Linked DNA regions of Homo sapiens: region 1 is linked to region 2. Evidence: chromatin loops called from intact Hi-C (ENCODE). Cell type or tissue: Caco-2. All regions are shown on one strand. Links, peaks and the distances in the headings refer to the core of each region. The heading gives the core; the rest is flanking DNA. Region 1 has its middle 27 kb from the start of LINC02134. Region 2 holds the start of LOC124903686 (a long non-coding RNA gene).

Evidence for each region. A loop is a pair of places that touch in the nucleus more often than their neighbours do. Peaks named below come from ENCODE experiments on the same cell type or tissue, not always from the same donor. Only the 100,000 strongest peaks of a DNase experiment are listed, where the experiment ranks them.
Region 1: it touches region 2 in a loop (4-fold over the local background); 2 of 110 quality-filtered maps call a loop at or near these places.

Annotation. Positions count from the first base shown.
Region 1 is chr16:47,930,845-47,947,360 of GRCh38, reverse strand. No RefSeq gene overlaps it. Among named protein-coding and RNA genes, the nearest start is that of LINC02134, 27 kb to the left of the region's middle. In Caco-2, for the core only: no CTCF peak of the experiment used is centred there; a DNase peak (open chromatin) is centred at 7,510.
Region 2 is chr16:48,033,977-48,050,492 of GRCh38, reverse strand. It overlaps LOC124903686 (a long non-coding RNA gene), which reads left to right and starts at 3,101. Exons shown (of 2, transcript XR_007065062.1): 1 at 3,101-3,475. In Caco-2, for the core only: CTCF peaks have their summits at 8,252 and 8,460 (motif pointing right); a DNase peak (open chromatin) is centred at 8,422.

The DNA.
Region 1 (16,516 bases), core at 3,550-11,549, 100 kb after region 2:
TAGAACACCAGCCCCAAATTGCCAGATCCTCCAGTCTTTCCAGAAAAGGCAAACATCTGGATTTTTCTTTTCAGTTTCTTTTGAGTGCACAATTTAAATATTTTTTTTTCTTTTTTAGACAGGGTCTTGGTATATCACCCAGGCTGGAGTGCAGTGGTACAATCATAGCTCACTGCAGCCTCAACCTCCTGGGCTCAAGTGATCCTCCTATGTCAGCCTCGTGAGTAGCTGGGACTACAGACATGTGCCACCATACCTGGATAATAATAATAATTTTTTTTTTTTTGGAGATGGACCCTCACTCTGAGGCCCAGGCTGGAGTGCAGTGGCGTGATCTCGGCTCACTGCAACCTCCGCCTCCTGGGATCAAATGATTCTTCTGCCTCAGCCTCCCAAGTATCTGGGACTACAGGCACGCGTTACCACACCTGGCTAATTTTTGTATTTTTAGTAGAGGCGGGGTTTCACCATATTGGCCAGGCCGGTCTCAAACTCCTGACTTCGTGATCGGCCCCCCAAAGTGCTGGGATTATAGGTGTGAGCCACTGTGCCTGGCTGTAAATAATTTTTGAACACTAAGCCAGCCAAACAACCAAACAACCACCCATACACCTGTGGGCCCCATTTGATCCAGCAAACCAGTTTCCATCTCTGCTTTAACCTTTCTGTCTTTGGCCCACTGTCCCCTCACTGAGATGTCCAGGCTGTCCTGCTGGTACGGAGTCACAGCGCATGTCCCTGTCTTGGGGCCGACACACAAAATACTGAAGGACACCTGCCCCTGTGTCGTTAAAGGAGGGAAAATTTACATCCACACCTGCCTACCAACCCTCTGGAACATTTTTTCCCTTAAAACCACTCAATTTTTTGAGGAGGAACATTTTTCAGCCTCAGACGTGTTTTCAGCCAGAATGTTCTCTTCGACACCAGCATAATCTGCTGTGACATAGCCTGTTTGGTTGACAAACGATGACACAGGGACTTGACAATTGGGACAGATTCCCACCGCAGGCTCAGCCCACTGCTCCTAGAAGGGTCCTCCTGGGATCCCGCGTGGGGAGCACTGGCCGCCTCTCCCACCCCTGGCTGGTTGCCTGACGCACAGCTCTCCCCAAGACGAAACCTTCAGCTTTCGATTGTAAATCCAAGAGCTGTGTTTTTTTTCTTGAGTCATTTACACATGCAATCCTGAGATGGCGGCAGCCTCCCCGGAGGGTGATGTGTTTTGATGTTTGTATTTAGGGCTCGCATTAGAAGGCTTCTGGAGACACAAGCCTTGATATGAAAATCCCTTCTGAGTAGATGACACATGGTACACAAACTGCTGGCTGGCTCAGCTATTTTTTTAATTGATAAAAATTGTATATATTTATGGTCTACAACACGATGTTTATATATATACACACACATACACATACTGTGGAAAGGCTAAATAAAGCTAATAACATATGTATTACCTCACATACTTCTTTCTGTGGTGAGAACACTTAAATCTACTCTCTTGGTAATTCTGAAGTATGTAACACATTACCATTAACTGTGATCACCATGTTGTATGAACGATCTCCTGCACTTATTCCTCCTATCTAACTGAGATTTCAGCTCACCTTTTATGACTGAGTGGAAACTCAGGCATCTTATAGAATATAAATTATTCTTATCATTTTCATTTTAGAGATGCAAGTCTCACTATGTTGCTTAGGCTGGTCTCGAACTCTTGACCTCAAACAATCCTCCCACTTGAGTCTCCCAAGTAGCTGGGATTAGAGACATGAGACACCGCACCTGGCTTGTTATAGAATATAAACTATTTCGGGGCCAAAATTGCCTCAGTAACTTAGCTGTAAAATGGGGATAATAGTATGTATTCTTGGGTCCTTACTGGGATTAACTGAGAAAAGGTGCGTATCACATGTAGTTTTACAGGAGGAGATCAAACACTGGTTTCATTCTGGCTTTTCGTTGTTGTTGTTTGTTTGTTTTTGTTTTTGTTTTTTGAGATAGAGTCTCACTCTGTTACCCAGGCTTGAGTGCAGTGGCACAATCTCAGCTCATTGCAACCTCCACCTCCCAGGGTCAAGCGATTATCCTGCCTTAGTCTCCCGAGTAGCTGGGATTACAGTTGTGTGCCACCACGCCTGGCTAATTTTTGTATTTTTTAGTAGAGATGGGGTTTTACCATGTTGACCAGAGGCTGGTCTCGAACTCCTAACCTCAGGTGACCCTCCTGCCTAGGCCTTCCAAAGTGCTGGGATTACAGATGTGAGCCACCACGGCCAGCCCTGTTTCTTATCTAGAAAATTTTAGCCCCAAATCAAGAGATCATTGGGGAGATAAGAATTATATTGATTTAAACATTTTAAACTTTATTACCAGATTTTACAAAAACCTTTTCCTACCATCAGAAAATCTTGGATTTCTCTAACACCTGTCCTCACTAGGTCCCAAAGTGTCCGTGTTGTTATTTCACTCACTTCATGTAGCAAAGACTAACGACTGAGCATCTGCCCTTGAACGTGTGGTTTATCTCGTGGTTTTGCTTACCTGGGAAGGAGATAACTTATGCTCTGTCTAATGCATGGGGCTGGTGTAGAGAGAAGAGAGTGGTAACCTATGTGGGAGCCCCTTGAAGAACAGGAAAACCAATACGAAAACCCAAGATATCAGTCTGCTTGGCTCGCCCGGCGCATTCGAGAGTGCCTGGGAGCCGGTGTGACTTGGGCCATGCTCCTCAGAAGGGGAAGCAATGAAGCCCTACAAGCCTGCTCAGTAAGGAAGCAGACAGGGCACTGAGGGGTGGGAGCACTGGCTCTAGCATGACACAGGCTGACAGAGTGAGCACTTTCACTCCCCTATCCCTTCACCCACCCTCAGCCCCTCTCTTTCACCAACGTCCCCACCCCGTCTCTCATAGACACTGTTGGCTTCCCCTTCAAAATGGACCCTGCCTTGACCATCCTCCCCCTCACTAGTCCAAGCTACCACCATGATCACAACAGCCTCCTCCCTGGCCCTGCTTTCCCCTTGCCCCGCTGCAGTTCACCCTCCACAAAACAACCAGAGTTATTTTTCACAGCCTATGTCAGCCCGGGGCACCCTCTCACTCCACAAGCCCCCAGTGGCCTCCATCTCCCTGGGGGTAACAGCCAAGTCCTACCATGGACCTGAAGGACCTGCCCATGCTGACCCCTGACCCCCGGCTCCCACCCCATGCCCACTCATCCCAGCCACACAGGCCACCCAAGAACTTCACATTCAGCCCTCAGCAGCCCTACGGGGAGGGGACTCCTCATCTCACAGGCAGGAAACATGGCTTGGAGAAGTCACTTGTATGAAGCCACACAATGAGGAGGTGATGGAGTCAGGATTTGAATCCAAGCATCCCTGCACACACTGATCATATTTACTTTTATCTTGCTATCTATATTTTAATAAGCCACTTCAAATCCACTTTGGAGTAGGTGAGGAAAAGAGGAAGAAAGACAGGGGGAAGGCACAGTTTTGGGCTCAGGACCAGCTACATCTCTAGACCAAGATTCACTGGAGGCCAAACTATTAAGTTGGTAAAAATCAGTCTAAATATTGTAGGCTGGGTTTGTCTGATGCTGCAGGAATTTGCAGACACAAAGGAAGAAGGCATATTTCTACCAGCAGAGAAATCCCGCCTAACCAGGCTAGCATTCGAGTTAACGGCACAGAAAATTTAGTTGAACCATCAGAAAATTGTTCTAATGTCCAGAGTTTCTGCTATTGTGCTGCTATTAACATGATGCTAATGAAATGTAATAAAATGTGGCTTGAAAAGGAAACCCATCTAATCTGAAACTTCAATTAATATGATTAAGATATAGCTTTTACACAATCAACTTGCATCTGATGCACATTCTGTGCTTTATGGATTATTACAGCAGAGCTAATGCAGTCAAATGAAGTTAAGTTGTGCCCAATTAACATTTGCAGCCAGCTCTATAGCCCAGAGCTCTGCTGAGGAAGATGGAGCGGAAGGGCCTGGGACCTGACTCCGTCCCTGAGGGGCACATCATCTCTGCTCTGCGTTCCACGGAACAGAGCAGCACCCAGCCTCCCCCGTCCTCTGCTTCTCTCCACTCCACAGCACCCAGCAACGTGGGTCAGGTGGGGAAGGGGCCATGACAATGGTCTTGTCCAAGAAAATGCAGTGTTCCAGGACTGAAAGAGGAGTGTCCACTCTGCTTTGAATAAAAGGGGCTGAAAGTCAGTTGGCAGACACTGTCTTCTTTTCCTTTCTTCCCTCAATATTCTATCATCAAATTCAACAGCTCTTGCTGAGCATCTACTATGTGCACGTCACCAGGGAAGAGGGAAAGAGATACAAAGAGAAAAAAAGACAGCTCTCAGGAAACACCGGGAGGCTTCAAGAGCACAGATGAGGCCGTGTGTGGTGGCTCATGTCTGTAATCTCAACACTCTGGGAGGCCAAGGCAGGAGGATCACTCAAGACCAGGAGTTTGAGGCCACCCTGAGTAACACAACAAGACCCCTACCTCTACAAAAAATAAAATAAATTAGCCAGTGTGGTGACATGTGCCTGTAGTCCCAGCTACTTCGGAGACTGAGGCAGGAGGATCTCCTGAGCCCAGGAGTCAGAGCTTGCAGTGAGCTAGGATAGTGCCACTGTACTCCAACCTGGGTGACAGAGTGACACCCTGTTTCTGAAGAAAAAGAAGAAGAAGAAAGGAAGAAGAAGAAGAGGAGGAGGAGGAGAAGAGGAAGAAGAAGAAGAAGAAAGAAGAAGAAGAAGAAGAGGAAGAAGAAGAAGAAGAGGAAGAAGAAGAAGAGAAGAAGAAGAAGAAGAAGAAGAAGAAGAAGAAGAAGAAGAAGAAGAAGAAGAAGAAGAAGAAGAAGAAGAAGAAGAAGAAGAAACAAACAAACAAAAGGGCCACCGTGCAAAAATCTAATGTTGGTCTTCTGCCCTCAGAACAAAGCCCCTTCTCCCTGTCTCCAAATTGCAGCAGAGTTCAGCTGGGCATGGGCAAGGTAGCTGATCGCAGAAGCAGAGTGGGAAGGCTAGTCTTCTCTTCCTTCAGTGGTGCAGAAATCCAGAAGACTGTAATGGATTCTGCTCCAGGCTCAGTCCTCATGGTGTGAGTTGACCTCATCCCACCCTCTCCATTTCACAGGCATGGCCAAAAGGGTAGTTTATACCTCTGACCATGGCAACTGGCTCAGGGATGTGCACACAATCAGGTTGGACCAATAAGAATCAGGCCTAGGACTTGCTCTGGGAACTACTGGAAAAGAGGTGCTCTCTTTTCCCTCTGATTGTTCAGCTGGAGGGGGTTGGCCTGGAGCTGGTGGGGGTGTTTTCCATCATGACGGATCCTGCTGAGAAAGAAGCCGACAAAGGAAAGCCAGACCAAGCCTGGGGAAAAAGAGAGTTCTGAAGACACTATCTGAGCACCTGGATCCAATTGTGCCTGAAGGTGGTCCACCCCTCAGTTGCCTGCTGGCTAGGCTTATGAATTCTCCCTTTGAAAGCTGGTTGTAAGCCAGCTCATTGCAGTTCTGGCTGATACCAAGGTAGATGCCACAAGTACCAGAATTTTCAAGGCCCTGGAGCTGCTGGAGGGGCTTCCGCAGACTCCAGGGATGTTGCAGAACGGAGCTGAGGCCTCTCGTGGCCAGTTTTCTGTTCTGGTCAGCGGGAACTAAGCAGAGGATGCAAACTCACACAGCCCACCCTCCTCCTCACTCCCCCTCCCCCTACTCCTTCCTCTTCTGCAACTCTGTCCCACGGAAATTTCCCAACAACCTTCAAAACCATTGCAGGGATCTTTCTCCAGTTAACCCACACTCTCTGTTTCCATTTGTGCCTAGCCTCCACGCCAAGTCACATTTTCAGGAAGCTCATAGCCTGTGAGGCCCAAAGCAACACTAGCTGCTCTCCTTGGCTGACTTTTGTCCCAGCTCATGGCCTCATGTTCAGGAGACATCTCAGGGTAAGAATGAGGCAAACACGATTCTACTCTACATATCAGAGGTGTTACCATCAGAGTTAGTAGAGGTAGTGCCTGAGGACCTTACCTGAGAGGCTGCATTCTAGGTTTCTAGCCCCTACGACTGCTTTTGATTTCACTTCCAAACCCACATTGATAGTTCTCAAAGCTGAGTTGAGCAGGAAGACACAGAAATGAAGAAGGAGGAGAGGTGATCAAGATTTTTAATATTGGGTAGGCCTGGAAACAAAGCCCAATCCTGTCTTACAAAAGAATGGCCTTTGTCAGTTACCTAACTTCCCCCTGCGTTAGTTTCCAGCTTGGCAAAATGGTAATACTTTCTCTATAGATTCATTGGGGGACTCCATGAGCTAAGGTTGTGTATTGCTTATCTCAGGGTCTGACACATCCTAAGCTTTCTGTAAACCAGTTTGCATATTCCAGGCACCAAGCTAGGAGTGTTGGCATGCTCTCATGCTTTCTCATTTAATAATCACAAAATCCCTGTGAGGTAGATATTATTATTCTTACAGGCAAAGGCTATGTCAATCAGACTCTTGGTTGCAAAAAAAAAAAAAAGGCAGAAATATTTGGTCTCTTAGGAAAAAAGGGAATGTAATGAAAGGATATTGGAGGTTCAAAGAATCACCAGGAGGTCAGAGAAACAGGCTTGGGTGGGTCAGGCCACAGGACCTCTCTGGCCTATGCTTCCTTCCTCCACCGGCAGGGAGCCAACTGCCAGATGGTCTCCCACCTTTTCCCAGTCATCAAGGTCATACAAGACAGAAGCTGATGGACTGAACTTACAGCACATTTCTGTCTCCTGGCTGGGATGGAGGATGGAGGATGGAGGGAAAGTGGAGGAAGGATTTGAGAGCCTCTGCTTCCATGGTAAGAGATGGACATAAGCACTGTCCTTCTTCAAAGTGTACAGTGAGGTGTTTCCTGAATAGATATCAGAGTGATAATAGGATAAAGGGCATTTGATTCAAGACAGCCTAGAAGTCTAGAGGATCACTCGAAGGAATTAAACTTGGGAATGTTTAGTGACTTGCTCATTTAACAACAGCTCCGATTCACACACACCCATACACATTTGTAACAGTCAAGGACAACTTGAAGTCTTGATTTCTGATCATCTTTTTTCCCACCCTTCTAGGACAAACTCATGCAAAGTGAGGGGAGCTGTGGTGAAAAGAGGTGCCAAAAGGGAAGTGAATAGGGTGCCCAGGTAAGCCTCACAGTTGTGCAGAGGGAGACCTGAGGCTGGTCAAATTGGCACGGCTGAGAGGAGATAGGGAGGCTATCTGGGATGGGAGCAGAGGGCATCTTCTCCAAACTGAGGAGGAGAAAGGAGAGAAATGCTGGGGGTGAAATGGGCATGTAGTGAGAAGCAAAGCACTCCTGGGGTTCCAGGTCTGGACAGGGAGTACATAGACATGCGTTCAGGGGCTAGAACGTTTGGACAGGCTGCCCTCAGGTGCTGAGTCAGTGCAGCCTGCAGCAGCAGCTCCTCCAAACACAGGAGCTCATAAATCACAGCTGACAAAGCAGGGGCTCTCCGCTGTGTACACCTTTTGTTTCAGGTGCAAATGGTCACTGGAATATGCATGTGGACTTTGTGTGGTTAAGAAACTACATACGCACAGTGGAGTAGTTACTGGGCCAGAGAGCTGAAGTTAACAAAGGAAGAGATCATTTCTGCCCCAACCCCTTTGGGCAACAGCACAGTTTCCCAAACTTAAACTATTACAATACAAATTGTATTATTATTTCATAAAATTGTCCTTTTATTCAGATTCACTTTTTAATCCAAATAAATATATATTTTTTAAATTTTAGATTCAGGAGTCCATGTGCAGATGTGTTTCATGGGTGTATGGTATAATGCTAAGGCTTGGGCATTTATTGAACCCATCCCCCAAATAGAGAACACAGTACCCAATGGATAGTGTTTCAGCCCTTGTCCCACTTCCTCTCTCCCACCTTTTGGAATTCCCAATGTCTATTGTCATCTTTATGTCCAAATGTATTCAATGTTTAGCTCCCACTTATTAGTGAGAACATCCATTATTTGATTTTCTGTTTCCACATTAATTCACTTAGGATAATGGCCTCCAGATGCATCTGTGTTGCTGCAAAGAACGTGATTTTGTTCTTTTTTTAACAATTGCATACTATTCTATGGTATATATGTACCATATTTCCTTCATCCAATCCACCATTGATGGGTTCCTGGGTTGAATCCATGACTTTGCTACTGCGAATAGTGCTGCAATAAACACATGACTGCAGATGTCTTTTGGGTAGAAATATTTCTTTTCATTTGGGTACATAGCCAGTAATGGGATTGCAGGATTTAATGGTAGTTCTATTTTTAGCTCTTTGAGGAATCTCCAAACTGCTTTCCACAAGGGCTAAATTAATTTACATTCCAACAATATGTAAGAGTTCCTTTTTCTCAGCATCCTCACCAGCATCTGCTGTTTTTTGACTTTTTAATAATGGTCATTCTGATTGGTTTGAGATGGTTTCTCATTGCTTTGAATCTGTAGATTGCTTTTGACAGTATGTACATTTTAATGATACTGATTCAATACATGAGCATGGAATTTCTGTTGTCTGTGATTTCTTTCATCAGTGTTTTGTAGTTCTCCTTGTAGAGGTCATTCATCTCTTTGATTAGATGAATTCTTAGGTACTTTTTGTATGTGGCTACTGTAAATGGGATCACATTCTTGACTTGGCTCTCAGCTTGAATGTTATTAATGTATAGAGATACTACTGATTTTTATGCATTGATTTTGTATCCTGAAATGTTGCTGAAGTTGTTTTTCAGGTCTAGGAGTCTTTTGGAGGAATCTTTGGAGTTTCTAGGTAAAAAGTCATATCATCAGCAAACAGATAATTTGACTTCCTCTTTTCCTATTTGGATGCTCTTTATTCCTTTCTCTTGCTTGATTGCTCTGGCGAGGACTTCCAGGGCTATGTGGAATATGAGTGGGGAGAGTGGGCATCCTTATTTTGCTCTGGTTCTGAAGGAGAATAGCTTCAGCTTTTGCTTGTTCAGTATGATGCTGGCTGTGGGTTTGTCATATATGACTCTTATTATTTTGAAGTATGTTCCTTTGCTGCCTAGTTTATTGAGAATTTTTATAATGAATGGATGTTGAATTCTATTGAATACTTTTTCTGCATCCATGAGATGATCATACTGTTTTTTTTTTTAATTCTGTTTATGTGGGGAATCCCATTTATTGATTTGCATATGTTGAACCATACAAATAAATATATTTTTAAAAATATTTTAGACTTTCCACTACTGATGTGGCATGTAAGGAACTTGGAAATTGACACTCTGCCCCAACAAGTCAAAATCTGAGCAAGCTGAAAAATCAACAACTCTTCTCAGATCCATAAGAGAAGTAAGGCCAGAGGGCAGACTGTTGCCCTCCATATTTGGAGAGACAGACAGGTAAATACAAACAACCAAAACTTCCCGGAGCAGAAACCCATGACCCGAAACCTCAGCAGAATCCAGTACTTGGATAGAAAAACCTGAACTGTAAATGAAAAATTGCTAGAGGCTCCTTGCAGACAAGTCTGAAAGTTAAACCTCCAGGGGGACCTAGTCGTGCGGGGCCCCCACACTTGTATGTTTTACACCTCCAGCAGCAATATCAGTTTCTCACAGTGAATATTGGAGAAAAATCCTCTTGTGCTTCCAACAGAGGAAGGAGAAAATGAATCACTCTGAAATATGCCAGAGCATTCTTCTTAACAAGACCTGTCCTTAGGAGAAGCTAGTTTACCAGAATTTATACTTCTGGAATTTTATCCGAACCTAACTGACCTGGGGAAACAAAAATACCCAACTCCAGCCTACTCTGGCCAGTGTGTCCTACCTAAGGGTGGAGTTAAGGGGGCCTGAGAAGCATTTGTGAAGCCTACCACCCAGGGGTACGAGCTCACCAACAGACTGATCATAGGACTCAACAGTCCTAATCATAAGACTAGAGCATGCTTCCTATCCCCTACACCTTAACCATTACATTACTAAAGGCTTTATTACTACAGTTCCTTTTACCCAGTACATCATGCCTGGCTCTCAAAAAAAAAAAAAAATTACAGTCTGGGTGCAGTGGCTCATGCCTGTAATCCCAGCACTTTGGGAGGTTGAGGCAGGAGTGTTACTTGAGCTCAGGAGTTCAATACTAGCCTAGGCAACACAGTGAGACCCTGTCTCTACAAAAAAATTAAAAAATTAGCCAGTCATTTTGGCACATACCTATAGTCACAGGTACTCAGAGGCTAAAGTAGGAAGATTGCTTGAACCCAGGAGATCGAGGCTGCAGTCAGCAGTGATCATACCACTGCATTCCAGCCTGGGCAACAGAGCAAGAGCCTATTTCTAAAAACAAATTACAAAGCATACAAAAAGGCAAAAAACACAGTTTAAAGAGACAGAGCAAGCATCAGAACCAGATTCACATATGGCAGGAATGTTAGAATGAGCAGATTGGGAATTTAAAACAACTATGATTAATATGCTAAAGGCTCTAATGGACAAAGTAGACAGCATGTAAGAACAGATGGGCAATGTAAGCAGAGAGATGGAAATCCTAGGAAAGAATGAAAAAGTAATTAATCAACTGGATATAATAGACATCTATAGACTACTTAATCCAACAACAGCAGAATACACATTCTTCTAAAGCTCCCATGGAAAATTTACCAAGTTAGACCACATTTTGAACCATAAAACACACCTGTGCACATTTAAAAGAATAGAAATCATGCAGTGTCTACTCTTAGACCACAATGGAGTTAAACTAGTAATCAACAGAAAGATAGCTGGAAAATCCCAAAATATTTGGAGATTTAAAAATGCATTTCTAACACATTTGTAAAAGAAGAAATCTCAAGAGATATTTTTAAAAGTTTTGAATAAGATAAAAATAAAAATACAACTTATCAAAATGTGTAGGATGCAGCAAAAGCAGTGCTTCAAGGGAAATTTATAGCACTAAATGCATATATTAGAAAAGAAGAAAGATCCAAAATTAATAATCTAAGCTTCCATGTGAGAAAATTAGAAAAAGAAGAGCAAATTAAATTCAAGTAAGCAGAATAAAAGAATTAATAAAAATTGTCTTTTGCAGCAACATGGGTAGAACTGGAGTCCATTATCCTAAGTGAACTAACTCAGAAGCAGAAAATCAAATAGCACATGATCTCACCTATAAATAGGAGCTAAACAATGGGTACACATGGATATAAGAATGAAAATAATAGACACTGGGGACTACAGGAGGGGATAAGGTGAGGGAGAGTGAGGACTGAGAAACTGCTTATTGAAGACTGTGTTCAACATTTGGGTAATGGGTACACTGGAGGTCCAATCCCCATCATTGTGCAATATACCCATGTAACGCACATGCACGTGTCTCCCCTTAATCTAAATATTTTTTAATCAATAACGCATTTAAAAAAATATATAATCTACCATTAATTCCATCAACTTCTAATACATGCCATAATAAACTGCTGTTGAATTTCTACTTGAAAGTTACATTTTTAAAGATCTTGCTCATAAACGGGATTTTCCTTACTCAAATTCTATTCAGTCTCCATGTTACAATATACAAATACCTCTTCTTTTCTTCTAAAAAAATTAAAAAATATTGTCATATCTAAAAAAAGTAATGGATATGTTCACTCACCTCCACGATATGTTTGTTTCAATTTAATAATGTAAAATATAATTTATAATGAAAAAGTAGTTCTGTAACAGTCTCAGATAACTGATAAAGTGCTATTGCATTGAGACTCACACTCTGGAAAATGGACTGAATTAGAGCATTGATACCTCACATTAGCATCAGAATGGAAGAAATCCACTTTTTTGTGTCACAATATTTCAAAATTCAGATTTACACAAAATAAATGCACACAAATAGATTTCTGCTTTAAGCTATGTCAGCACAGTCACTGAGGAGCAGTATCTAGAATTCTGCCACCAAAGAGGTTTGTGGGATGTGGTTAGGTTTGCAAACTCCTGATGCAACCTGTGTTGATCAGTGTGACTTCTTGCTGCAACATCCAATTATATGTGGTATATAGTGAAAGTGTCTCTGATCCATTCTTCCAAATTCCTTTCTTCTTTCCTGTCCCCACTTTTTTGGATGGCCTTTACTATTCATTACTTTATTGCCTATTTAGTAGTTTTCATCACATGTAAATAAACAATGTTCAAATAATTCACGGTACTCATGGTCAACTCCCTCAACCTAAACCTCAACTTCATTTTTGTGCCAATAATCTTGTGGGTGCAAAGAACTGTTGTTTCAAATATTCGGTCTTTTCTATGTCACAGAAAAATAATCTGAGGAATTTTCCAATGATTAAATAAACAAGCGATATATTCTTTCCAAGTTTTAAGCCATGTTTGTATATCGGCAATACAATTTGACAAATAATATAAATATGAATTGACAAATAATATTAACAATAATATTGAATGAAGATTCAAGTGTTTTTTATCTTTTAAAGTTTGTTTGTTGTTGCATTGCTTCTGGCCAAGATGTCTCTACTGTAAAAACAAAAAATTAATGGTTATTTTCTTTCAAATATGCATAGTATATTTTTCAACATTAGTCCAACAGTTTCATATATTCTCTGTTAACAAAAAAGATACTGGAGTTTAGGATGTTTTACAACTCAATAACAATAAAACTTATATTCAAAATAAGGATATAAAAAATTAAAGCAGAAATCAATGAAATTGAAAACAGGAAATCAATAGAGAAAATTAAGAAAAAACAAAAGTTGTTTCTTTGAAAACATTAATTAAGTCCATAAGCCTCTAGCTAGGCTAAGAAAAATGGAGATTACGTAAATCACTACTATCAGAAGTGAAAGAGGAGACATCAGTACAGATCCTGTGGCCATTACATGGATAATAAAAAAACTTTATGAATTACTCTATGCCCACAAATTTTATATCTTACATGAATGGACAAATTCCTTGAAATATATAATCTTCAAAAACTTACAAAAGAAGAAATAGACATTCCGAATAGGCCTATATCTACTGAAGAAATTAAACTATTAATTAATAACCTTCCAACTCTGAAAGCACCAGGCCCACGTGAGCTCACTGGTGAGCTCTACCAAACATTTAAGAAAGAAATTATACCAATTCTCTACAATCTGTTGCCAAAACTTAGAAGCAATAAAGATGTCTTTCAGTAGGTGAATGGATAAATAAACTGTGATACATTCAGACAATGGAATATTATTAAGGTCTAAAAAGAAATGAACTATCAAGCCATGAAAAGACATGAAGGAGATTTAAATGCATATTACTAAGTGAAAGAAGCCAATCTTATAATGCTACATACTGTATGATTCCAAATATATGATATGCTGGAAAAGGCAAAATTACAGAAATACAAAAGGATCAGTTGCCGGGGTTGAGGGTAGAGAGGGATAAATAGACAGAGACAGGGAATTTTGAGAGCAATGAAATGACTCCATAAGAACTATAACGGTGAATAAATGTTATTATACATTTGTTCAAACCCATGGACTGTACATGATAAGGAGTGAACCCTAATGTAAACCATGGATTTTGGGTGATAATGATGTATTAATGACGGTTCATCAATTGTAACAAATGTATGACTCTGGTGCAGGATATTGTTAATGGGGAGACTCTACATGTGCAGAGGCAGTGGGTATACTGAATATCTCCATGCCTTCCTCTCAATTTTGCTGTGTATCTAAAACTGCTCTTAAAAAATAAAGTATATTTTTAAAAAAGAACAGCATATATTCTGTAAGTGAAAAATGAATGTTAGCTATTCATTTTTAGAACAGAAAGTAACTATAGCTTTCTTCCTCCCTTCCTCCCTCCATCCCTTCCTGCCCTCTTTTCTTCCTCTCTCTTTCCTTTCTTTCCGAAAAATTCAGTCCAAAAGCCGTCACGTGGGCCCAAGCAAGGTAGGTCTGTGTGGGTTTTGAGGCAGCCCTATGTGAGGTGTCACAAGTGAAAGAAGAAGGGCATCCCTGCAGCATGGGATGGGATGTCAGAGTCAGTGCATGAGGGTGGTAGGCAGTGGTGGTAATGCCCCAGTGCAAGGTGTTGAAGCTTGAGAAGAATGAAACACAGCCATGTGTCGGGGAGGGGCAGTTAACAGCAGGGACCATGGGGTACCCTAAGAGGGCAACCATGTAATCTAGTGTGGAGTGTTGGAGTCCTAGCTTGGTAAAGAGAACAACCATGGGGAGGGATGGCAGCAGTCAGCACAGGGTGTCAGGTCCAAGATGGGAGGGCAGCTGTGTGTGTTGAGGGGTGAGGGTAGCAGCAGCTGACAAGAAGTGTTGGAGCCTGAGCAGGGTGAGAAGCAAAAACACATGGGAATAGAGGAGCGATGGCCCAGTGTCAGGTGTCAGAGCCCAAGCACAGTAAGAAGGGCATCTGTGATTGAGGCCGCTATGGGGACTGGCCATGTATAGTGGAAAATGCTCCCAAAGTAAATGTATTGAAGCTTGTGATATTGTGAAATATATATTTGGTCTTCATCCCCACTTCCTGTCATACAACTCCTAAACTCTCCAAAGTGCTGTTTTTTTGTATGTTGATGTTAACTGATAGCTTCAAGTGGGGCTGGTCACTGGAATGACCAAGGCAGGATTAGAGGGTTGGGACTTTCAGCCCCAACTGCCAATTTCTGAGGAGGGAAGAGGGGAGGGGGGCTGAAGGTCAAGTTGATCACCAATGGCCAATGGTTTAATCAATCATGCCTACATCATGAAGCCTCCATAGAAACCCAAGAGGACAGGGTTGGAGAGCTTCCAGAGAACTGAACATGGGGAGGTTTCTGGAGGGTGGTGAACCCAGGAGGACATGGAATCTCCACACCCCTTCTCTCATACCCCACCCTATACACCTCTTCATTAAATCCTTTTAATACACCAGTCAACGTAAGTGTTCCCCAGAGTTCTGTGAGCCACTCCAGCAAATTAATTGAACCCACAGAGGGGTTCATGGGAACTTCAACTTGAAGCTGATTGGTCGGAAGTTCTGTAGGCCCAGACTTGCGATTGGTGTCTGAAGGAAGGGGGGCAGTCTTGGGGACTGAGCCCACAGCCTGTGGTATCTGACACTATCGCCAGGTAGATAGGGTCAGAATTGAATTGGAAGACACCCAGTTGGTGTCTACTGCAGAATTAACTGCTTGCTTGCTGGTGGGGAGAAATCCCCACATATTCGGGAGTCATGAAAGTTTTCTTTGTTGATTGTTGTTGTGCTGGTGTGAGAGCAGAGGAGAAACACAGTAGGAGAGTTTTTCCAAAACAATGCTAATGGAAGCCAGGTTTCTCGTGGTTGGAGAAGGAGTTAAGAATATGGAAAGAGAGAAATGAGAATGAAACCTGTGGCATTAGGTTGGAATCAGTATGAACTCATGATAGGCAGAGAGATAACTAGAATTAAAAATAAATATAGATGTTTATATGTATACGTATTTATAAGAGTGTGTGTGTGTCTGTGTGTGTGTGTGGAGAGAGAGAGAGAGAAAGAGAGAGAGAGAGAGAAAGAGCCAAAAGCCATGAGCACATTTAACACCCAGCTCTTACAATTTCTAAATACCATTCTCCACCAAAAGTAACCAGGATTCTTTGGAGAAGTGGCAGGTGTCAAGGCTGGAGCTGAAGAGCCTGGAGAATCTTGTGCCAGAAAGCAAGGAGTGCTCAGAGAATGATGGAAACCTGAGAGAAGGAGAAAAGACAGACTGGAAAGGCTCTCACTGGTCAAATCTGGGACAGTTTGAACATCAAAATAAATAATGACAGTATTAGATTATAACTAGTTGAATAAAATAAGAATCTATGAGTCCATATAGATATAAATAAATAAATGGAAGAAAGAGAAAGCTTTTTCTCCCAGCAGAAGGAATGATAGAATTAGAAATTCACTGTTTGGCAACTATCAAGAGTAATGATTAATTCATCCAAAAAACATCAATGGATGCCAAAAGTAGTCCTTAAAATTTGAGGAGGAACAGGATATTTACATAGTATCAAAGTATCTCCCTATAAAATGCTTATAAATTACAAAGAATAAAAGAGTAGCTTTTTTATGGTGTAGAGACTTGACAGACACCACCTTAATCAAGTAATCAAAGTTAACATTAAAGTAATGGGACACACCAATGTCGTACGCCATTCCATATGATGCAATGGGAGGAACACAGCGTAACTTCTGTGACATTTTGCCAAAGATGCATTATCTTGGTGTAATCATGAAGAAATATCAGACAAATGCAAATTGTAGTACATTCTAAAAATAACTGTCCTGTGATCTTGACAAGTGTCAAGGTCATAAAAGTCAAAGAAAGAGAAACTCTTCCAAATTGAAGAAGACGAAAGAGATCTAACTAAATCTAGTGGTGCTGGGTTGGATTATTTTGCTATAAAGGACATGTGGTATAACTGGTGAAACTTGAATGGGGTCTGGGGCTTGAATGGTAACTCAT
Region 2 (16,516 bases), core at 4,013-12,012:
CTTCTGCTGTAAGAGTATTAGCAGTAGTGAATACAGGTCTGCAGCAACTCGGTTCTTGTCTCCTCAGAGGAAAGAATTTGTCTGAGGGGCATAAGGCAGAGTGAGGGACTGAGGCAAGTTTTAGAGCAGACATGAAAGTTTATTTAAAAAGATTTAGAGCAGGAATTAAAGGAAGTAAAGTACACTTGGAAGAGGGCCAAGCGGGTGACTTGAGAGATCAAGTGTGCGGTTTGACCTTTGACTTGGGGTTTCATACACTGGCATGCTTTGGGGGTCTTGCAGCTCTTGTCCTCTGATTCTTCCCTTGGAGTGGGCTGTCCACATGCACAGTGGCCTGCCAGCACTTGGGAGGGGCCACATGCACAGTATGTTTACTGAAGTGTACATGCTCACTTGAGGCATCCTTCCCTTACCAGATGAGTGTTCCTAGAGGAAGGTCATATACTGGGTAATCTCCACCATCTGCCTGTTAATGCGCATGCTTGAGTCCACTCGCCCAACTCCTAAGATCTTATCAGGAAGTTGCTGATCATCAGTTTCAGGTGTTTTCTATCTATTGGGAGACTGCCTTTCCCTGATGCTGGCTGTGACTAATGATTATTTTAGAGAGACCATTTAATAACTACCCGACCATCACCTGATGGTCAGCTGACATTCCTGGTGGAGGGGCTCCCTTCTGCCCTGCTTATGTCTTCCTAACTACCTACTCTAATAAAAAGAGTAAAAGGTGGAGAGAAGCAACATCAGGGAGACAGCCACCCTCCACCTACAGAGGGAAAGTTTGAGTCAGCAGCAGGAAAGAGTCCCTTGGAAGTGGGCTCCAAGGTGGGGTTTACAGAGGCTTGCCTGCCGGGCTGCTCTGGTGAGCACTCTGGAAGCAAAGCTCTGCCATCAAGTGGAAGATGCACGCTGATGGGCAGCCCCAGGAGTGGACATTCTGCCCCCATACAGAGTGCAAGGGTGAAAGCTTCACACTTAACTCTCAGACATTTCCCAGGCAGGTGCTTCCAAGCATCTCTTTGCCGCAGTAGCAGTGAGAATTGGAGGGTAGCCTTTCTACAGGGAGCCTGCCACTCTGCTGGTGCAGGGAAGTTTTTGCAGGAGGAAATGACATCTTCAATGAGCTTTGTGGTAGAGATGCATCTCCAGAATGTTCCTATACAAAGCCTGTGTCCCGAGGCAACCCCAGCTTAATGCAGCCTTTAGACCCAGGATCCTCCAGGCTTGGCCTTAGTCTGTTCCTGCTGCCATAGGAAAATACCACAGATGGAGTAATTCATAAATGATAAAAGTTTATTTCTTCATCCATCTCCAAAAGCTAGGAAGTCTGAAGCCAAGGTGCCGGCAGATTCAGTGCTCTCTCTGCTTCCTTGTTGCTGTGTTCTCCAGAGAGGATGAATGCTGTGTCCTCACTTGGCGGAAGGGACAGGATGACCAGCCAGCTCTCTGAAGCCTCTTTATAAAGGCATTAATCCCATTCACAAGGATGGAGCCCTCATGCCTAATCATCTCCCACCATCACTTTGGGATTTAAGTTCCAACGTGAATTTTGGATGGATGCTACATTAAAATCTTAGCAGCCACCAATCCACCATCCTGGAGGCTCCAAGAGCTTCTCATGTGATTCACTGATGACTGCTGTGCACCTGCCAAATTCAGGATCTGCTCTTCTGTAGCTGCACAGCCCAGGGAGGAAGGGATGATCTATTCCTCTCTGCCCCCTTCCTAATTCCTTGGCTGTCCATTAGGGCCTTAATGACTAAGTATGGGGCTGGAGCTTTGGAAAGATTATGAGTCTGCCAAACCTCTTTGCATCAGTTAGGCTTCTGGGCTATGTGTGACAGAAAGCAACTTTAGTCTCTTTATATAAATGAAGATATAACAGGCAGGAGCTGTTCTACCACAAAACAGGATGCCATGGTCCCTACAACCTGCACCATTGCTATGATGAATGACCATTTGCATTTTTGCTTTTAGCATTTCCTCAGCATTCAAAGTCTGTGGGGAAGACACCTCTCCCAACTGTCCTGGGATGGGTTTGGCTCCCTTCATCTCTGCAGTAAAAGTGAACATCTAAAATTATTTTGCACCAAGATTACCCACAGTGGGGAGGGAAAGGAGGTAATTCCTCAGTGGGAAAGTGGCAGGCTATTAGGGAAAGGGATGGATGCCAGGTAACCAGAGATGATGGGGGGCCACTACCTAGCTGGCCCCAGCCTCCACCTTGCAAAAGGCAACCAAAAGAAGCACACAGTGAAAGGTGTCTAAACTCTCCAGTTTCATCTTGTTTGCCTTTTTTTCTTTTATTGTCTTTTGACTGTAATAGAGGCAGCATCACATCGAAAAATCCCCCTGGATTAGTAGGTACCACCAGCCCTGCATCTCCCAGCCTGGTGCCTTCTTCTGTGAAATGGGGTGAGTCCTGACAACTCCACAGAGTTGCTGAGAGGCTGAATGAGGAAACAGGTGTGGACATTCTTGAAGAGCAAAGCACGTCCTGCAATTGAAAGATATGAAGCTTGCTCTGAATGGGCCAGCTGTGCCTGTTCACCAGCTTTTCATTTCCTCCCACCCTCACCGCCTTTTCATTGCTTTGACTCTGATTTATTTGTTAGTTTCACCCTGCTTTATTCCACAGAGGGTTTGGCTTTCAGGTGGCAGGATTTCCTCGTTAGTTCCCTGGCAGGACTGTTTGTGCTCACTTCCTGGCCTCTGGGATTTCATGGGGGCTTTTGTCCTTCTCCTTTGCATTCTATGTGCAGCTGCTCCAAGAGCTGGGACGAATGTGGGGGTGAACTTCTGGTGGGCAGCCTTTTTCTGGCACCCACGAAGGACCAGTCCAGGGGATCCTTTTCTCCTGCGGAGTCAGTGCCCACCCTAACACATGGTCCCACTCTCCCTCCTCTTTTCTCTCCTTCCCTTCGTCCTCCTTCCCCTTTCCTTCCTCCTGTTCCTTTCCCTTCTCCTCTTCTTCCTCCTCTTTCTCCCCTTCCTCTCCCTCCTCCTGCTTCTCCTCCTTCTTTCCCTCTCCCTCCTCCCCTTTCTCTCTTCCCCCTACTCCTCCATTCCCTCCCTCTCCACTCCCTCCTCCTGCTTCCCCTCCTCTTCCCTCTCTCTCCCCATCCTCCACCTCCTTCTCCTCCTCCTAAATGCAGCTACATTTGGACCCCTGCAACCCAGCAGGCTAAGAAGCTGGCAGCACATCTGTCCTCTCTGGTCACAGGGGCTGGATGTTACGCACCTTCCCAATCTATTGCCTTCCAATACCATGTCCTTCTGATGTCACAGTAGCAGAGATTCTCCACAGGAGAGAACCATGGAAAAGCAACACTCCTGAGTCCTTTTGAAAAAATCACCCAACAACAAAATTCAGCCACTTAAAAGAGGAGTCCAGATAAAGAACTAATGGTGGAGAAACCACAGGAAAGGGGCAGGTTCTGAGCATTGGAGCCACACAAATATCAACCAGGACTAAGTAAGTTGGAAATTATAATCACAGACTAACCTGTGAATGTCGTAAATCTTGAAAACTTAAAAAAACTAACAAAAATACAGAGAGGTAGTGCTAATTTCCATATCTTCCATAGAATAAAGTGTATAAATATTATTTTAAATTGATATACATAGCTAAAAATGTGACTTCAACCTTTTCCAGTTTTCATTGTCATTAACGTATTATTTATTTTTATTTTTATTATTTTTTGAGACGAGATTTTGCTCTGTTGCCCAGGCTGGAGTACAGTGGTGCCATCATGGCTCACTGCAGCCTTGACCTCCCAAGCTCAAGGGATCCTCCCATCTCGGCCTCCCGACTAGCTGGGACTACAGGCATGCACCACCCTGTCTGGCTAATTTTATTGTATTTTGTAGAGTTAGAGTTTCTCCATGTTGCTCAGGCTAGTCTCGAACTCCTGGGCTCAAGCAATCAATCCAAATCAGCCTCCCAAAGTGCTGGGATTACAGGTATGATCCACCATGCCCAGCTCATTAGCATTTTAAGCTAAGAGCAATCTTTTAGCAATTAATACCTCTGGTGGTTTAGAAAATTTTACTTGAAATTCATAAATATTTTCAGTTTAATAACCATTTTTTTCTAAATTCAAGTAAAATTAAATTACATTTATTTTTTAAAATAGTATGCATCACCTACTTCAGAGAAATGTATTTTAGTTGATTCATCTGCCCTCCTATCTGTATATATGCAAGAGAGAAAGAGGTGTTTGGAGTGATATTCTTGCAACTTTTAAAGTGTCACATTATTTAATGATATCTATTTCTGGGGGCTAGATTCAGGGTAACTCTTTTACTTTCTTCCTCATAGATTTGGCATTGCTTAAAATCTTTATAATAAACACAAACTATTAAAAATATAATCATTACTCTCAAAAAAAGCATTCATCCAATAGAAGAGAACTCTGGGTTAATTGGAAAATCTGCTATATGAATGAATAATTTAACATGGATTCTTAGGTAACATGCATAATTATTCATGTTTACGTAGACTATTTGAATATATCTAGAAATCCTGCTGACTTATAACTCAGACACATATTTTTTAAGTTTAAACATTTCCAATTTGGGAGTTCCTCCGTCTACTAATGGATGGTGGTGTCATTGTTACAGTATGACATTTGGGGTTCACTGATCTATGCTGGGGAGCAGAGCTGGGGATAAAGTTGGGGCAGAAGGGGTAAGAATGAAATCTCTGTGTTAAAAGCAAATGAATGTATTATGATCGGTGCTGCCAGAGTGCAGCATAAAGGAAACAGGCAATGAATTAATGATGCGGCGGAGCAGCTGCACAGAAAGTTTCCTGTTAGAGTGACAGCAAGCCTAACATTGTGACTTAAGGCCCTGTTTTTATGCCACGACCACCTCCAGTTTGGGCTTGATATAGTGACAGCCCCATGCTTTAAGACTCTTGCTTCTTCAAGATATTTTTCCCCAGGTGGCAATTTCTCTACTCTTAATTCAGGGAGAGTGAACGAAGAGCAAGTGGGTTTTGGGAAAAGGCTAGGTCTGTGAAAGTCAGAGTGGTAATACACTGCTTTTCCTAATTCCCAGCCCTTACTAAGAAAAAACACTGGAGAAAATTGATAATGTGGTACCCTCTATAAAAGCGGGCGGTTTTAAATTTTAATTGATCTGGAAAAAATACATTTCTAAAAATTTATGCCATCATTCTGCCCCAAGCCCAGACATTGCTGCCACCAAAGCACTGATGTTTAACCAGGGACTTTAGATTTAAGCTGTAAAGCAGGGAACAAATGATCCACATTCTCTGTCCATTCCTACTAAAACCATGGGAAACTTCTGAAATTGCTTGCCAGAAAAATATCAGGGAATGCATGTATATATAATTACCCATGGAGAAATATGGGGCATTATTTTGTGTGTATTTTAATATAAATTACACTGTAAATAAGCATATAAATGCATATAAAAAGGTCTTTATATCCTGCCGCATAACAATGGTGGCCTTAGGCAAAAGGACGGGAACATGGTTAGGCCTAGGGAGAAAAAGGATCTTAGCAAAGAGACATTTGTGATGTTCTCACCTCTATCCTCTATCTCTCTCTCTTTTCCTTCCTTTTGTTCTTCTTTTTAAAAGACACATAGTCATACTTTACCTCCACAAGTAAAAATTACTTTTAAAGATTTCAGCATAATACTCTGCAGAAAAATCTAATTAAGCCCAGTTATACACTTAATGATTGCCTAGTCAAATTGCTTCTTTGGTTGTTTTAAAAACTGATTTCGGCAGAGTAGCTATGTTTTGTGATGCAGCTGATCCCATATTGTCACTGGGATGAATGTAAATGTCAAAGAGACGGTGTTTTGATCTGATATTTTTACCTGAATAAATATTACTTGCAGTTGAAAAAAGCAAAGATTCTGTTCATGAGTGGCACACAGCAGTCACTCAACAAAATGCCGAATGCATGAAATGTATGGATGGATGGATGGATGATGTTTGGTTGTTGGATGGATGGATGGATGGATGGTAAATGGATGATAAATGATTGAATGGTGAATGAATGGATGGTGGATAAATGGATGTATGGTGGATCAATGGATGTTGGATGGATGGATGGTAAATGGATGATGAATGATTGAATGGTGAATGAATGGATGGTGGATAAATGGGTGTATGGTGGATCAATGGATGGATGATGGATGGTGAATGGATGGACGTATATCAATGAATGGATGATGGGTGGGTGATGAATAGATGGATGGATGGTGAATGGATGGATGGATGGATGGATGATGAATGGATGGATGGATGATGAATGGATGGATGGATGATGGATGGTGAATGGATGGCTGGATGGATGGATGGTGAATGGGTGGATGGATGGATGGTGAATGGGTGGTTGGATGGATGGTGGATGGATGGATGGATGGGGGATCAATGGAAAGATGGTGGAATCAATGGATAGATGGATGGATGGGTGGTGAATGGATGGCTGGATGGTGGATCAATGGATGAATGGTGGATCAATGGATGGATGGTGGAATCAGTGGATAGAAGGATGGATGAATTGATGGATGGATGGTGAATGGATTGATGGTGAATGGGTGGATGGATGATGGATTAATGGATGAATGGATGGATGATGAATAGATGGATGGTGGAATTAATGGATAGATGGATGGATGGATTTATGGTGGGTCAATGGATGGATAGTGGATGAATGGATGAATTAATCTGGTGTGAGAGACAATTGCTGTTAGATTAAGGATTACCTTGAGCACAAGTTATATAAATTTTTTTAAAAAAAGAAAGTTGAAACTCATTCTCACTTACCTTTGGCCAATAGCTGGATTTGATATAGGCAATACTTTTTGCCTTTAGAAAATCAGCACAATGAGGAGTTGAGCAAGATGATCTTAGTCTAATACAAGCTGAAGCTAAGATTTTGTAGGGGTGCAACAAGGGAGCAACAAACTGTTTTCTTCTTTCTCAACAAAATGAGGGGAAAACATACAAATAAACACTGAAATCATTTAGAATTGTAGTGGGATGATTACACAAGGCATAGGGAGAACAATGATGCCCAGAAGGGCAGCAAAAACGGTCAGGAAAACTGAATTCACTGCATAAATATGGGTTGTTATTCTGAAAGGGACAGCTGAAGGAAACAGACAGTCACTGGCAGCCAAGTCTGCTCTCCACCTCAAATACCATAATGGAACCAATAATCCCATAAAAAGAGGCAAGAGACTCATCTTCTCATGGGCACTCAGTGAAATGGGAATGGAGAGAGCCATTTTTGCTTGACTGGCATGATGTCTTTTCCTCAGTGACCACCTCCTGCTTCCTCGCCTTCCACTTCCCAGCTCAGGGTCACTGCCCTCTCCTCTTTACAGTGGCTGTTTATATTTTGGCAGCTTCAGATGTGGAGAAAAATAAAGACTGACTGTGTAATTTAAAACTCTCATCCTGTGTTTGCACCACCACCCCCCCTGTCCCAACAGACGGTCCCCATCCCACCTACAGGGAGACCCAGTCCTCACCTAGCTGACTGTTCACCTGCAGGTCTGGTGTCACCAAATCTGTGCACCTATTCATTTGCCTCAGGAACAATCATTATCTTGCCCTTTATTTTTCTGAGTTTTCTATTTCTTCAGGGTTGCTATTCAGCTTGCAGTAATTACTCCAGTGGCAAAGCTGTGCCATCCCCTATTTTTTAGGAAATTGTTGGGTTTTTCTTATTTCATGACTTCATGATTTTCCAGAGGCTACTTTACAAACACAATCTTTTCTTTGAGTTCTAGAAAGCTTTCAGCAGGCCTCTTGCCAAAAATCATCTCCTGCCTTATGCAGGAAAGAATCTCTCAGGCCACAGTGGGAAAAGCTTGGAGTTTGTGGAGCCTGAGGCTTTCCAGGAGCCGCTGGGCACTAGCACAAAGGGAACGTCTGGAAATTAATGGGCACAGGAGAGAAATGGGTTTGCCTATTTCATACAACCATCTACAGAGGGCAGACTGAGGCTCTGGGTGGAAAGAAGGAAGGAGGAAGAAATGAAGCCCCTCTCGCTCCCTTCCCGATCTCTCCCCACATAAAGGCTGGCAGTGATTGACTTTTTACGTGTCATATACGCATCTCTGCTTAAAACACATGCTGTCAAATGTGTTTTTCTGCGCCTTGAAAAATTCTGTCAAATGCCATAAGCCATTCTGTCAAGAAAACTCTGTTTTTAATGACTGGATCCTTTGTCTTGGCTATTTTGTCTTCGAAGCATTCACTGGCTGTTGGCCAAATGTGAAGGAGGAAACGGACGCTCTAGTTGGTCTTCCCAATGATTGACTGTGCTATTTGGCAACACACTAAGCCACAGGTCTCAAACTCAGATGCCTGTGGGGGCCAGGCAGGTGACATAAATGAGCAAAGCAGGCCGTATGGGAACTTTGGCAAAGTGGACTGTCGCTGTCCCACCTGCAGGGGGATCCCAGTCCTCAGCACTGGCTGACAGTTGACCTGAAGGTCTGGTGTCGCCGAATCTGTGCACCTGTTCATTTGCTTCAGGAACAGTCATTATCTTACCCTTTGTTTTTCTCTGAGTTTTCTATTTCTTCAGGGTGGCTGTTCAGCTTGCAGTAATTACTCCAGTGGCAAAGCTGTGCCATCCTCCATCTTTTAGGGAATAATAATAATAATAATAATTATTATTATTATTATTATTATTATTTAAATTTCATGACTTTAAAATGTGATTTGCTGGAGGCTACTTTATCTCCTCCACAATAACTTATTTAAGGACAGGCAATTAACCCAGGCTGAACCAATCCTAATACTTCATCCTCCTGGCCATAGTGGTTGATCCAGCCCCTGGGCATGCAACCTGTTCTTTCCTGTTTTTCTCTTTCTTTTTCTATTTCTTTGTTAATTGGAGCTTGGGAGCAAGAGCCTCATTTTCAATGTAAGGCTGGGAGGGTCAGCTAAAGAGTAATTGGTGACCCTGACTTCAGCCTTCAGGAAGAAGCCAGCCTCAGGGTTCTGGGGGACACAAAGAGATCACAGATAAAGTCCCGAGGTCACTCAAGTTTCCAGCTTCAATAGTTTCAGAGAGACTTCCCGTTCTTTTCAAGGTTTGGAAACAAATCCTCCTTTCTGCCTATTTTGAGTTGAGCTTCTGTTACTTGTGACTCAAAAAAGCTTGACAGATGTGGACTTTGGAGCCAAACTACAACTTGGGTTCAATCTGCATCTGACACTGGCTCACTGTGCAATCTTCAGAAGGTTCATTAGCCTCTCTGTCTCAGTGTCCTCATCTATAAAGTGGGAACAATAATAGAACCTATCTGATATAGTTCGGATATTTGTCTCCACCCAAATCGCATGTTGAAATGTAATCCTCAATATTGGAGGTGGAGCCTTGTGGGAGGTGTTTGGATTATGGGGCCAGAGTCCTCATGAAAGGCTTGGGCCATCCCTCAGTAATAAGTGAGCTTTAGCTCTGAATTCACACGTGATCTGGTGGTTTGAAAGTGTGTGGCATGGCTGGATGTGGTGGCGCACACCTACAATCCAAGCTACTCGGGAGGCTGAGACAGGAGAATTGTTTGAATCCAGGAGGTGGAGTTTTCAGTGAGCAGAGATCACACCACTGGACTCCAGCCTGGGTGACAGTGTGAGACTCTGTCTAAAAAAAAAAAAAGGCCGGGCACGGTAGCTCACACCTGTAATCCCAGTACTTTGGGAGGCCGAGGCAGGTGGATCACCTGAGATCAGGAGTTTGAGGCCAGCCTGGCCAACATGGTGAAACCCCGTCTCTACTAAAAATATAAAAATTAGCTGGGCATGGTGGTGGGCACCTGTAATCTCAGCTACCCGGGAGGCTGAGGCAGGAGGGAGGAGAATCATTTGAACCCAGGATGCAGAGGTTGCAGTGAGCCGGGATGGTGCCATCGCACTCTAGCCTGGACAACAGACTGAGACTCCATCTAAAAAAAAAAAAGAAAAGAAAGTGTGTGGCACCTCTCCCCACTCTCTTTCTTGCTCCTGCTTGGCCATGTGACATGCCTGCTCCCCCTTCACCTTCTGCCATGATTGTAACTTTCCTGAAGCCCCCCCAGAAGCTGAGCAGATGCCAGCACCATGCTTCTTGTAAAGCCGCGGAATCACGAGCCAATTAAACCTCTTTTCTTTACAAATTACTCAGGCTCAGGTATATCTTTATAGCAATGCAAGAACTGCCTAATACACTACCTTGTAAGGATGCTATGAGGATTAAAAGAATCAATACATATAAAGCACACAAAACTTGTATTTTCATCAAAGTGTGAGTGAGTGGCAAAAAATGATTACACACCCCAGAACAAGGGACCCAATCTGTCTGCGACTGAAGAGTCACTTCTGCTCAAAGACAATTTGAAACCTAAAAGGTAATTCCTCTTCTATCAGTTTTTCACCCTTAAAGAGGAATAGTAACTCCACATCAGAAAGATGTTTCTCTTTTCCTTTCCCAAAGAGAAAGAAAAAAGAACTTTATAAAATCAAATTCATGTTTCATCAAGAAATTAAAAGACAAAATTAGACAGGCAGTCCAGAATGAGGTAGAATTCATCAATATTCTGAGAGGGATAGAAAGTTGAAGAGATAGTAGAGTCATTATAATAGATTTAAACACCCACCACGAAGAGAAATTACTAATGGGTGAATGTAGGTATAATTTAATGCTTGCGTTTTTTAGAAAAATCCAAAAATGACAGGTCTGTAATTTTGACTTCAGTAGAGGAGGTAATGGAAATACCGTTCAGGCTTGGAGAAGCAGAGTGCTATGAAAGTTATTACTTAATTAGAGATTGTAAGCACAGATTCAAACGAGGGAAGAATTTTCATTGTGTTTGCAGTAGGTTTGTTGGCATTGCAAAGAAATGAAGAGGCAGCCGGGAAGTGAGCTAACAACTTCTCCGAGTGGGACTACCTGAAATCCAATTCAGGGTGAGAATCTAGGGCCCTGTGCCCAAGGAAACCTTCCCTGCAAGCTGCCTTTATCATCTAGCGCCCTTGGTGCTGGTCTCAGCAGAAACAATGACATCTTCAAAAATAGGAAGGAAAAGGACAAAACTGAGCAGTGATTTTCATGTTTTAGGAAATGACCTCAAAAGGAAGAGATTAAATGAATGTCGAAGGGATTGTAGTTTTGATAGGACAATCAGGATCTATTATTAAAGCATCAGGTTGAGGCTTCGGAGCCAGGAAGTGATGTTGCCCTTCCTGGGGGTCTGTAGGAAGAGATGTCATGACAGTCCAGCAGACAATGCCAGAAACGTTGGGGAGATGGTACACTTAGGATGGAATTTATGGCTATTTTGCCCACTGTCTCCACAACACAACACATCACTGTGAGTTATATTGACATTAACAATATAACTCAAACATGGGTTTTGGTTGTCACAGAAGGTTTTGGCACTAAATCTCTTTAAAGAGAAATGAGGATTTCATGCAAAATTCATGATGTCTGGGAAGCCCTCTTCATTAAAATGGTGGGAAAAAGCATAGAAGGCTAGGAAGTGGCTGGTTGACATCACTATTTTTCCAAGAGTGGGCTTTTAAAAAGGGCTTTAAAAATGGTTATTTCCAGGCCAGACGTTTTCTCACATTTTCTCTCAGAGGATTACAAAAAGGGTGGCTCACCAGCCCCAAATTTTATTTCATTCACTCTTAGTTGAAAAGGGAAAGTAAATCACACACTGTGTATTCCATGGATGTCTAATTGGCACCAGGACAACCTGGTCTGTCCACAAACCATGGGGTCCCATGCCCAGAAGTATTTTTAGGTTGAAGGACAGCAATCTTTTCCCTCTTTTATTATTATTTTTTAACTGATACATAATAATTGTATATATTTATGGGGTAGAGTATGACATTTCAATACATGTATACAATATGTAATGATCAAATCAAGGTAATTAGTATCTCTGTCACTTCAAATATTAATCTTTTTTGTGTTTGGAACATTCAGAATCTGCTCTTGTAGTTATTTGAAAGAAAACAATAAACTGTTGTTAACTATAGTCACACGACAACGCTATAGAACACTAGAACTTTTTCTCCTATCTAGCTGTAATTTTGTATCTGTTAACCAATGTTTAGCTACACCTCTGCCACTTCCCAACCTCTGGTAACCAGTATTCTACTCTCTACTTTTACGAGATCAACTTTTTTGGCTTCCGCAAAGGAGTGAGAATATGCAGCATTTGTCTTTCCTGGTTTGTTTCACTTAACATCGTGAATAAAGGTTCACCTGTGTTGCCATGAATGACAGGATTTCATTATTTTTATGGCTGAATAGTATTCCATTGTGTATATATACCACATTATTCATTCACCTGTTGATGGGCACTTAGGTCGATTCTATATCTTGGCCACTGTCAGCAGTGCTGTAACAAACATGGGAGTGCAGAGAACTCCTTGACGTACTGATTTCCTTTCCTTTGGATATACACCTAGAAATAGGACTGCTGGATCATATAATAGTTCTATTTTTAGTGTGTGAGGACCCTGCATACCATTTCCATAATAGCTGTGCTAACTAATTTACATTCCCACCAACACCGTGTAAGAGTTCCTTTTTGTCTGTATCCTCAGCAGCATTTGTTATTTGTTTGTGTTTTTGAGAATGGCCATTCTAATTGGGGTGAGATGATGTCTCATAGTGGTTTTGGTTTGCATTTACCTGACTATTAGTGATGTTGAGCATTTTTTAACACATCTGTTGGCCATTTGTATGTCTTCTATTGATAGAAGTCTATTCAGCTCATTTGCCCATTTTTAAATCAGATTATTTGTTTTTTCTATTGAGTTGTTTGAGTTCTGGATTTTAATCCCTTGTCAGATGAATCATTTGTGAATATCATCTCCCATTCTACTGTTGTCCCTTCACACTGTTGATTGTTTCCTTTGCTGTGAAGAAGCTTTTTTAGTTTAATGTAATCCCACTCATCTATTTTTTCTTTTGTTGCCTGTGCTCTTGAGGTCTTTTTCATAAGACCTTTGCCCAGACCAATGTCCTAGAACATTTTCTCTGTGTTTTCTTCTAGTTAGTTCATAGTTTCAAGTCTTACATTTAAGTTTAGTCCATTTTGATTTGCTTTTTGTATATAGTGAGAGAAAGGAGTCTAGTTTCATTATTCTGCATCTAGATGTCCAGTTTTCCTGGTATCATTTATTGAAAAGACTGCCCTTTCCCCAGTGGATGTTCTTAGCACCTTTGTTGAAAATCAATTGGCTGTAAATACATGGATTTATTTCTGGGTTCTCTATTCTGCTCCATTGGTCTATGTGTCTGTTTTTATACCAATATCACACTGTTTTGGTTACCATAGCTTTGGGGTGAATTTTGAAGTCAGGTAATGTGATGCCTCCAGCTTTGTTCTTTTTGCTCAGGATTGCTTTGGCTATTTGGGATCTTTTCTGTTTCCGTATGAATTTTAGAATAGTGTTTGCTATTTCTGTAAAGAATATCGTTAGTATTTTGATAGGGATTGCATTGAATCTGTAGATTGCGTTTGGTAGTATAATTATTTTCATAATATTTATTCTTGGAATTTATAAACATGGGATGTAATTTTTTTTTCTTTTTGCCAAGGACACCAATCTTAATTCAGAGAATAGTTGTGTCTCTTTTTAGTGTCTGAATGGTCATACCTTTGCATAGTTGTCCATTTAACTTTCAGGTTATGCCCACAGGATGTGGCCTGGTGCAGAGAAGCAGAATTGTTTGAATCAGATGACACGGATTCTTGTTTCAACTCTGGCTCTGATTCTGGTGACCTTAGGCAAGTCATTTTACCTCTCTAAGCCAATTTCCTTTCCTGTAAACTTAAGGGAAATAAAGGGTGGTTGGCCTGTAATGTCTTTTTCAGCATTACAGTTCTATAAAGTAATTCCTTTCTATGGTAGAAAGAGAAGTTATATTGTGAACCATACGGAAGTGTGTTTGGGAGAAAGCACATTTAATAATGAATGAAAAGTGGACTAAGAAGGCCAGAGAGAGCCACACCAGCACCAGGACTGCTGAAGACCAGGCAGCAGGGGTAGAATGTGGTTCTGGGGATCTTGGAGGCAGGGAAAGGAGTCTTGAAAAGAAAAGTGGCCAGAAAAAAAATCAAGAGAAAGAAGAGTAGAGTCAATGCAGACAGTATGTGAGTTCTACACCAAGCTCAGCCCTGAGTTTTGTTTGTCAAAGCCAAGTTTTAGATTTACCTCCTTGAAGTTTTTCCAGACAAGTCCCATCTAACAATATTCTAGACAGGTCGGGCTTCTCTCAGAAACTATCAGTGGCTCCTCATGGCCTGGAGAAGACTCTAAAATCCACATCTAGTTTCCAAAATTTGTTTACTACCTATCTTTCCAGACCCCTCTCTGACCTGCCTTTGTCAAGAGCTGAAGGCTTCATCCTTTCCAGACTGATCCTGAACCTTCTCTCCTGTTTATTCTTTCTGTAAAACCCTTCAGCTTCCCCTCTGCTGGGGGAAACATTGTCATTTATCAAGGCAATTAGGCCTCATAGGATTTTCAGGAGCCTGTGCCAATGTTTGGGACCTGCAGTGAAGGAGGTAGGAATAATCAACTCCAAAATACGAAAATTGCAGAATCCAAATAACAATATTTAAAAAACAAAATCATAAAAATGTTTTTGAGAACAAAACATTTAGTTAATTTGGGCACTGGATGTATTTTAATATGATTACTATGTCTTGGGGTGGGGTCTTCGAAGGAAATAGTGCACGGGGCCTAGAGGTGTCTCATGTGAGAAGGCCCTTGCTGAGACTTAGCATTGAAGTCTCTCTTTCCATATTGCTTCTTTGTTTTGGGGCTGTGTCTATCACAGCACTAATCTTACTCTGCCTTGTGTCAAAGTGGCCAGTGTCCACTGTTGCCTTCTCTGCTAGACCAGAAGTGTCTTGAAGGCCAGAATCCTACTGTGTAGAGGTCTAAATTAGCAGCCCATAGGCCAATAGACAGGTGCTTCAAATAATAAGATTTCACCAAATGCCCAGGTTTCTGACTTCTTGTAAAAGTTCAGATGATCTGGCTCCACCCGTCATTCATGCTTTTGCACCAGGTAACAGGTGACTGGACTTGAGTAGGCGGGGCACGCAGCCTCCCATTTGCCCAGCTTTCCTGTACTCACCTTAGTCATTTGTGTCAACATGAGTCTGGATCCAAAAGTCTTACACTTTTGGTGTAGATCCTCCTCCTCTTCATACCTAGCACAGTGTCTTGCAGAGTGCTCGTGCTTAACATGTATTTGTTGAGTAAATAGGGTTTGGAGCTTGATGTCCCTGGAATACATTGTCAGAATCAGACTTCAAGTTGCACAAAGCAAACTTTTAGCTATTTACTGATAACATGACTCTATTTTCCCTTTTCAGCTGGCTGAGGGAGAGAACCTAATGACAGGCTATGTGGCATCTAATTGGATCATTTTACTGAAAATGATCACAAGAGTAGCAAATTATATCTGTATGATGGATCTTCAGCATTACCAAATTTTTTGTCAAATTTGCAGGCAAATTATTGTCTTAACTCCAAAATGATGTATCCGAAGATTTGTTAATGTGAGAGCGTCAGATGCGATGGAAATCCGTCATGAAACATGAACTGAAAGCAAGATGAATGTGTATCATCGAGTGCCTCCATTTTTCTTTTATCAAACAAAATTAGCCTTCCCCCATAAACTGATTAAAAAATATCCTTTACGAGATGAGAAATTCAGCTGAAAGGAGTGCTAGAGCAGCCTACATATTGTTGATCAGAGATCTGAGAGCTATCATTTCAGAAAACTGACATTTCAAATTTGCCCCTGAGAACCAAGCTATAGAGGTCAGGTTTGAGAAACATGCTCAAAAACATGCTATGCCATAGTCTCAGCTGTGAAATTTAAGGTGATATTTTCAGTGAAATGGCTAGTCTATGTCAATGTGAGTGAGTATCTCAACTTTCCAACCAGACTGTAAGCAGCATTTGAATATAAGCTGTCTCTCACCCTTCAGTCTGTTTTCACTTTCCTGCCACAGTGCCTTGTGCATAACTGGTGCCTAAATAGTTATAATTACTTTGTTGATAAACACACCCAACTAAATTGCCCTTAAATGCAACAATCCTTCTTGCAACCCTCTTAGGAAAGAGGGTTTGCTGCATTTAAGGGCAAATTAGAAAAGTAGCAAGCTCTGAAATTTGGGAAGGCCACAGAAAAGTGAGTAGATTTATAAGGAGACCCTTTGTCATTAATAATTCATGCAGGGAGAAAACTACAATTGGAAAAAACCTGCTCTCACTGCTATAGGTACATTTCTATAGTCATGCAATGGAAATACTGCCAGCTTGGTAATGAGAAATGGGATTTATACATGGGCTGATTGCATCAGATCAAATGTAGTTGTTCCATTTAGAGATACAGTTTGACTTTTGGAATACTCAAATCAAGGAAATAATGAACTAGGATGTAATAGATATCTGCTATATCCTTACTTCAAAAATCAAGAACATACCCAGTAT